Linked DNA regions of Homo sapiens: all the other regions are linked to region 1. The links are chromatin contacts, found by Hi-C in ENCODE. All regions are on one chromosome and are shown on one strand. The core of a region is the stretch at or near the end of the contact, and the rest is flanking DNA. Distances in the headings are between cores, read along the strand shown. Region 1 overlaps KALRN (kalirin RhoGEF kinase). Region 2 overlaps KALRN (kalirin RhoGEF kinase). Region 3 overlaps KALRN (kalirin RhoGEF kinase).

What was found. Hi-C counts contacts between places; a loop is a spot of excess contacts on that map. Pooled maps may share reads with other maps.
Region 2: a loop to region 1 is called in a map of mammary epithelial cell, with 5 times the contacts of the local background. The contact joins two enhancer-like sites. A Hi-C loop is called at or near these places in 4 of 168 maps with a recorded cell type or tissue (PC-9, chondrocyte, mammary epithelial cell and 1 more) and 7 of 50 pooled maps.
Region 3: a loop to region 1 is called in a pooled map, with 2.5 times the contacts of the local background. The contact joins two enhancer-like sites. A Hi-C loop is called at or near these places in 2 of 168 maps with a recorded cell type or tissue (GM12878 and PC-9) and 15 of 50 pooled maps.

The regions. Positions count from the first base shown.
Region 1 is chr3:124,558,044-124,560,743 of GRCh38, forward strand. All of the region lies in intron 33 of KALRN (kalirin RhoGEF kinase), which reads left to right. The region is part of intron 2 of LOC105374076 (a long non-coding RNA gene); the gene reads right to left. Among named protein-coding and RNA genes, the nearest start is that of UMPS, 170 kb to the right of the region's middle. Within about 2 kb of position 1,293, at least 20 of the 41 ENCODE cell types and tissues checked have a DNase peak (open chromatin) inside an H3K27ac peak, as active enhancers do.
Region 2 is chr3:124,280,547-124,283,328 of GRCh38, forward strand. The region is part of intron 5 of KALRN (kalirin RhoGEF kinase); the gene reads left to right. Among named protein-coding and RNA genes, the nearest start is that of MIR6083, 92 kb to the right of the region's middle. Within about 2 kb of position 1,388, at least 2 of the 41 ENCODE cell types and tissues checked have a DNase peak (open chromatin) inside an H3K27ac peak, as active enhancers do.
Region 3 is chr3:124,083,161-124,085,884 of GRCh38, forward strand. All of the region lies in intron 1 of KALRN (kalirin RhoGEF kinase), which reads left to right. Among named protein-coding and RNA genes, the nearest start is that of MIR5002, 48 kb to the right of the region's middle. Within about 2 kb of position 1,256, at least 2 of the 41 ENCODE cell types and tissues checked have a DNase peak (open chromatin) inside an H3K27ac peak, as active enhancers do.

The sequences.
Region 1 (2,700 bases), core at 43-2,542:
TTGAGGGAGGTCTGAGTCACCTTCCCTAGTGAGCCTCAGGGTCAGTTCTTCTAGTTAGGGCAAAACTCCATGAAGATTACTTTAAAAAAAAGGATTCACTTACATAATAATGTATATGCATATATACAGTTGATACAGTCTGTTACCAAACAACATGCCATCAAAATTGATGTTTAAAATTTCTTCTGTACTCCTTTCCTCCCAAATTTAAATAATAATTCACTAATACCGCCAGAATTTTTTTTTTTCTTTGAGAGGGAGTCTCACTGTGACTCCCAGGCTGGAGTGCAATGGCATGATCTCGGCTCACTGCAACCTCTGCTTCCCAGGTTTGTGCAATTCTCCTGCCTCAGCCTCCTGAGTAGCTGGGAATACAGGTGTGCACCACCACACCTGGCTAATTTTTTGTATTTTTATTAGAAACAGGGTTTCAACATGTTGGCCAGGCTGGTCTGGAACTCCTGACCTCAAGTGATCCACCGCCCTCGGCCTCCCGAAATGCTGGGATTACAGTCACGAGCCACTGCGCCCAGCCCAGAACTTATTTTTTAGACAATCATTTAGCTCTCTCTGCTTAAGGCACTATCCTAGGTGCTTTAATACTATCTCATTTAATCTTCACAACAAGCTGTGAAGTAGATACTGTCATTATCCCCATTTGACAGATGAAGAAATTGAGACAAAGAGGTGAAGTAACTTGCTCCTGGTCACACAGTTGGTGAGGAGCTGCAGAGCCCATGCCCTAAACGAGGCTATGCTGCCTTGGAGAATGGAGCAGAGACACAGAGGTGCACAAATGGAAGCTCTGAAATGACAACAGGAGAATTCTTCAGGGGTCCTGTCCTCACTCTCTGGATGCCATTGGGAAACCATCACAGAATAACTGTGTCTTTTCCATAACATGAGGAAGCTCAAAGGGACAATCTAGCTCACACAGTTTATACAAGAAGGAGGTTCAGTTAATCCCCAAATATTAATCATGTAAAAATAGACCTAAATGAAAATGATCATTTCTGGTGAACGTGAGAACTTTGAAAATGCAGATGGAGTTACAAAGAGTGGTTACGAAATGTCCCTTATGTATGTAGCGGTCCATGCTGGAAAGAAGCCAGCACAGCTATCACTGTGGAGCTGGAGGAAAGTGAGGACAGGAGGAGCTCCTTCTGCCCCTCTGGGAAGCATTGCGGAGGGTGAAGGAGGCCGTGTCCACCCAGGGATTGGTCAGCAGGGGAACAGGCCCCACTGGGAATGGCCAGGACCCAGAAAGGAGAGAGACTGGGAAAGTAAGGACAAGGAGTTGGATGGTGACTCAGCAGCAGGCACTTGGAGGGAAGCCAGGCAGACAATTAGCATCAAGAAGGCTTAGCAGGCCTTAGGCAGGGTTCTAGGGAATTAGGCAGAGAAAATATCTGAGAGCTCCTGGGAAGGGGGCCAAGACTTAGGCATGAAAGGCCAGACAGGGACTCGCTGCTGGAGTGGGAGCATACAGTGAGGGGAGTAAGATGAGAGAAGATTCCAGAAGCAGGGGTACAAGATCAGAGAAGAATCAAAAACATAACCTGAATGCATGCCGAGATTCTGTGCTGCCTACTCAGCTCCCAGCATCTCCCTGAGTAGGAATAACTTTGGTCTTAGAATCTTACCCTACAGCATCCCTGGAGGAGAGGATGGGAGGGACTGTTGCAGGAGCAGCTCTGCCTGACCCCTCAAACCATTTCCCCAGCACCCTCCCTTGTTGGCCATTCTTTGGAATTCGCTTCTTGCCAGGGTAGGGACCTGGTGTAGTATATCTTTTTGATCAAGCCATTGAGGTGAAGTGAACCAGGATATTCATCATCTATTTGAACCATAATGGCTTTTGGGCTGTATCTAAAGCTTGAGCCCGGTTGTCTACAACGTGTGAGCATGGAAGAAATTGCCCATTGATCTTGTTTCCACTTCTTCCTTTGGCTGGACTAGGCAGCCTACAGGAGGCAAACACTGCCATCTAGTGGCGTATCTAGGCTTCTCGCCAGGAACTGTGTCTTGAATTGTAGAGAGACAGAAGCCTGATTTTTATCCTCTCCCGTCCAGCCCATGGGTCTGATTGTAACCCACCCTAGAGGGAAGTGGGTCTTGTATCTGGGTGCCATGCTGGGCTGTTTGCAACTAGAGCTTCAGGCCCCTTCTGCTCTAACAGTCTGCAAAAGGACTACACTCATCCCTGGATTCAACCATGTTGCCCTGAAAGGGCTGCAAGTTGCATCCCCAGCTATGTGTGAGCTTGGCCTCAAGAAGCAACCCTGAGCCCCTGGCGTGGTCGCAGAGGAGCAGCTCTACTGAGGTGCAGAAGCTCAGTGATAGAGAGTCTCTCAGTTAGAAAGAATTTCAGTCATCTAGGCCGGCATTCTACAGAGTCCATTAGCGAGGTGGAATCAAATTAGTGGGATGTCAACAGCAATAGAGAAAAACATAAAATAGAATGTCAGAGTGGAGCTTGTGTTTCAGTGATAAATCTATTCACATGTAGTGTTCCCTGGTCAAAATATGAAGTGTATTTCTTACAGAGCACTTTGGAATCTGAATCCCAGCACTTTGGGAGACTGAAGCGGGAGGATCAGTTGAGCCCAGGAGTTCAAGAAAAACATAGTGAGACCATGTCGCTACAAAAATAAAAATAAAAATTAGCTGAGTGTGGTGGTACACACCTGTACCACCTAC
Region 2 (2,782 bases), core at 138-2,637, 280 kb before region 1:
TTTTTCAAGTGGATGAGGGGTAATGGGAGGAGTCTGCAGCTTTTGGTCCCACTTGCACAGGTGAGAATGAGATTTTGTATGTGTAGGTGCACTAGTTTTTGTAGCCCAAGTTAGTTGATCTGAAACCCCAAGAGTTTGCCCACCCAGAGAATGATGTTCTCTCACTTGAATAGAGAGAGACACCATCTCATATATAAATACAGGAGGATGTCTTCTCACATGTGAGCACAGAGAGATTTTTCCAGTATGAAAATGTTGAGTTAAAGTGTTCTGGTGCCAAGGTCAGTAGTAGTTACTGTTTCTCAGGGAAAAGCCCAACTCAAGGGTATCTACTGTTCAACCCCATTCCTGTATCCCATGGCTCTTCCTGAGGTCATTCCCAAGGAGAGCAAAAGCCTCATACTCTTATCTTGTAAAGAGTCGGAAACCTGTGGTAAAACAACATGGCACATGTATACCTATGTATCAAACCTGCACATTGTGCACATGTACCCTAGAACTTAAAGTATAATAAAAAAAAGAAAAAAAACACGCAAAGGAATATTAATCTCTTGGAGGAAATCTGCCTCTAGCTGGAATCCCAGAAGGGTTCTTCCCCCAGTCCCCCATCCCATGGCCCCTTTGAAATCCCACTCTTGGTTTGTTCACCTCTAGTCTCTCCTTAGTAAGCTTTCTCTAGCATAAGAATGTCCTGCTATAGGAACAACTGCTGATGTGGTGAGAAGATATACTCTGTAACATATGCGTTCTGGTGGAGAGATAAAAGAGGGTTTGGTTTCCTCCATCCTCTTTAGAGATTGGGTTGACCAGCTTGTCCCAGATTTCCCTGGGGAGGTGACCTTGTCATGAGGTGGCAAGAGGGGGTACAAACATGAGGGCCCTAGAATGGAGAGTGAGACTGGACTTGGGCATTCAGCTCCCATCCCTCAGGGCATTCTCTTCTGTGCTTTGCACATTCCCACCTTTTCATGCCTTTGTTCATGCCAACACTCCTCCCATTTGGAATGCCTGCTCCACTATATGTGCCTATTAAAACCCTCCCCCAGCTGAAGGTCCAGCTCAGATGCTACTCTCTCTGTTCTGCCCTGTTGGAGGTGCTCTTTCTCCCTCTGAGCATTTCCTGCAGCCCTTATCCATCCCCCTCAAATTGTCCCTGTTCCATGCCATCTAGCATTATAGCTAGGTGCTCAAAGATCTCATTCCCCCAATTATATTGAAAATTTCTGGAGGTTAGGACCAGTGTCTTCAATTACTCTGTGTTGACCAGAGATACTTAGTGCCAAATAAATAGTTGACCGTGACACAGTCTGTACTCACTGGGCTGCTTGAGAATAGAACAAAACCTGTGAACACTGAGCTGACACAAGAGCACCACCTACTGCTGAATGGTTTCTAGGAACGCTACCTTAATGCACTCACTGTTGAAAACTGGGGTGTTAGCAAGTTTCACCTTGCAATGGAAAGAGTGATTTGGAGGCAAGAAACTGGTTCTGGTCCTTTTATACTAATCCAAGTGGGAACAGATGAGGTGGTAGTGAAAGTAGAAAGGGAAGGGACAAACCCTCGAGACACTCAAGGGAAGAAAATGAGACCAGTGACTGGCTGGATGTCAGGGGGCAAAGGCAGCACCAAGGCCTTCGTGTTAGGAGGATTGGCAGTGGGACACGAGTGGGAACAATTCCCGAAGACATTTTGGAAGAAGGATGGATAATTAAATGAAATTTTAATTTTAATTTGTTTTAAGGCACAGAAAAGTGAAAGAAGTGATTATGAAGGTTACTAAAAACATTATCATGTGTTAGCTGGTTGTTGCATTTCTGCCCTACATTTTTCTTTTTTTTTTTTTTTTGAGATGGAGTTTTGCTCTTGTTATCCAGGCTGAGTGCAATGGCACAATCTTGGCTCACCACAACCTCTGCCTCCTGGGTTCAAGTGATTCTCCTGCCTCAGCCTCCTGAGTAACTGGGATTACAGGCATGTGCCACCACACCTGGCTAATTTTGTATTTTTAGTAGAGATGGGGTTTCTCCATGTTGGTCAGGCTGGTCTTGAACTACCAACCTCAGGTGATCCACCCACCTTGGCCTCCCAAAGTGCTGGGATTACAGGCATGAGCCACCACGCCTGGCCTCTAACCTACTTTTAGGGACAATGGATGCTATCTAAACACAGGCATTTACCTTGGTCCTCTGGCAGCCTTGAGGAGTGATGGGGCTCTTCATTCAGTAAGTTCTTCCTAAGCCCTGCAGAGTATATCCTGTAGGGTCTGGAAGCTGGAAACACTGCCAAGCTTCTCCTTGTGGATGTGCCCAGCCTGGCTCCCTGCATGGCCCCTTACCTGTCTGAGCCCCATTGCAGAGGCTGCTGCTGGAAGAGGGGAGAAGGGGCAAAATGGGGTGCCTAGTCCTCCTCCTAAGCTCAAGGTCAGGCCCACCTAGCACATACCAGCATAGCTAGGTGGTGGTCTTCTCCCCAAGAGAAGGGCTCCCACAGGGAAGCCTGCCTCCTCCCAGAGAGGGGCTCCCAAAGAAAGAGCTGCCTCATCCTTAGCCTCATGTGGAGCTTTGTTCCCAGATGTGCAAGTGATTGGCACAGCCGATTTTAGGATGTGTGGGAGGACTAGATGAGAACATCCAACAGACACTCCATTTTTGCAGTAACAATAATAGTTACCATTTATTGAGTGTATCCCTTATGCCAGGAACAACCATTAGCTCATCTAAATTAACTTGCCAAGGGCCAGATCTCAGTTTATGTCTAAATTTAGCTCCGGGATAAAGTT
Region 3 (2,724 bases), core at 6-2,505, 470 kb before region 1:
GAATGAAAGCTGCCCTTCATCTATTCCCCTTTCATTTATTCAGCACATATTTATTGAGTGACTTCTGTGTGCCAGGCGCTAGGGATACACCAATGAACAGGACCTGGGTGGGAAGACAGATGATAATATGGGGACATTAATATGGTGTTGAAAAAGTACAAGATGTGGTGGGTGCAGATGCAGGGATGGCTGGTCCAGCTGAGTTGGCCAGGAAGGCTTCCTGGAGACCTGAAGAATTAACACAGATAGCTAGATGAAGGCAGGATGGGAAACAGTGTTCCAAGCCTAGGAAGAGCATATGCAGGGATCCAAAGGGAAGAGATAGCTTAGCATGGAAACGTGAAGGCTGACAACATAATGATAATCATAAACACATATATAATGCTTTCTGTGTGCCAGATATTATTCTAAGCCCCTTACATTTATGAAGTTATTTAAATACTATTATCATCCCCATTTTACAGAAAACGGAGGCACAAAGAAGTTTAGTAATTTGCCCGATCTTACACAACTGTTAGAATTGGCATTTGAAGGGAGTTGGCTGCGGAGCCTTAGTGGTGACAAAACAATTACTATGCCTGTGTGTGTAGCACTGATTCCCAGTGAGAATCCTGGCATGCTGTTAGACGTGCATGGGCCTTGTGGTAACAATCAACTTGGAAATTGTCTTGTTAAGACTGACAGAACTTCTGGCATATCCTAATTGTTGACTCTGTCTTTGTCAGGCAGACGATGAGATTCCTTGCCTCAGTGGATGGTTTTGTTATGTCTCATCCTATGTGAACAGGCTGCAGGGAGGTTGTCCCTGACCTCCTAGCGAGAAGGGACTTGGGACTCAAACAACAGTTTAACTGTGGATGACCAAATCACATTTTCCACAGTAGATTCCCATCCCTAAATGGGGAGAAGGAGAAAGGAAAATGGTTTAAAGATCAATACCCAGAAATGGCCGACCTCTGCTGGTGCTCCGCCACTGTGTGTGGTTGTTGGAGCTACAGGCTGTGAGGAAGAATAGTTTGGTTGATTGCCAACTTGGCCCCGAGGGAGTAGGCCTGAAAGGGGGTTAAGGCATTGGTTCTGCTTTCTTTCCTTCCAGTTTGTAAATGGTAATCCAACCCCACGTCTTTAGTGCACAGGTGTTGTGCAGCCCCTCCCTGTGACAGGTCATGGTGGCTGGGCCTTGGCCTCTGCCTTCCGAATTCCCAACTTTGCCCCAAGCTTCAGTATGACCACTTCCTCTGAATCCCTGTTGCTGCTACAGTCAGATCCAGCACGGAGGGGTATCCTCAGCAGCCTCCTCACTGCCTGTTGCCACTTGCTCAGGAAAAGCACATGAGCTGCACATCAGTGTTTGGAAAAATTAATGCTTTCAAGATGAGCTCCATACAGTTTTAGCACATCTGTCTCTTTCACCAGCTGAAAGAAGGAAGCATGTTTAGACAATTACTCCCCAAGGGAGCCCAAGTACTAGCTTTGTTTATTGAGTGTTTTTAGTTACAACACGTGAAGTTCTGGGATTTTTTTGGCTTTGGCTTCTTTTTTCTGTTTTTGGTTATGGGAATATGAGTGGATTGCCAATTAACAGGGCACTTGGAGGTTTCAAAATTGTGAAAGGCATGTTTCTTACATGGGCACAATTGCTGAGTCTTTGGGATAAGGAACTCCATTAGACATGACAGATGGAATCCAGGCTCAGGGCTTACCTCAGACCAGCAGTGCAACCAGATGTTCAGAGTCTTCCATATGCAGCTGTTTGGAGCCACAGCTCCACCTGTGAGGGCCCCCTTCCCCTCCCTCAGACACCCCACATCTTCACAGTCTTCTGATAGACGTACCATGTAACGACACAGTCACAGTCAGCTTTCACCTTACTTTACCCTGTGCCACCTCCCACCACCTTCAGCTTCCCCCACCTGATGCATAAAACTCTTAAGTAGAGATGGCAGGTTTTAAAGCTTGAGGTTTGGGGAGTCAGAGCCCATTGTACAAGGGCAGGGATGGCTGACTTGAAAGCTAGTGTATCACAGTTCTTCCTGCCTTGTCCTTGGCAGACATCACTAATTGATGGCACCATTCTTTCCCCATCCATCCTGTAAGTAGCCGCATAATCTTCAACACAAAGCTCTGGACAGTCACTGCCCCTTGGTTAGAGCTGGAACTTGAGATGAAACATAGTTTCCATTGCTGACCAAAGTCCCATAAGGTGTCTAAGTGGCTGACAAATGAATGATCTGAGAGGAGTTGAGGTTCTTCCTGAATGCTTGTTATGGAGAACCCATCCTGACTCTTGTGGTAAATAAGGGATGTGGAACAAAGTGGGGAATGAATAGCATTTTCTCATGATATAGTGATAGAACTCCATCTGCCAGCCACTTGAACAGGTGGATAAGTCGGGTGAATTTTTTACTGTGACCTGTGGGTTCTCTGAAGACCATTTCACATTCTAGACCTTATGAGTAGGGGGTAGAGAAGGAAATTGCTGCCATGGTCCTGAGGGAGCACCTCCTTTTTCAGAAAAGATTTGAGCCACTACTTTAGTAGCAGCTTCAATATTTAAATGCTTTGAAAATTACCAGAGTAACAAGTGCTTATAGTAAAAAAATTATAACAACATAAAATTTTACAAAACACAATTCTCTACCTTTCTTCATTCTTCAGGGATAACTACTGTTAATAGTTTGGTATATGTATATCCTACTAGAACTCTTCTAGGCATAGTGAAAT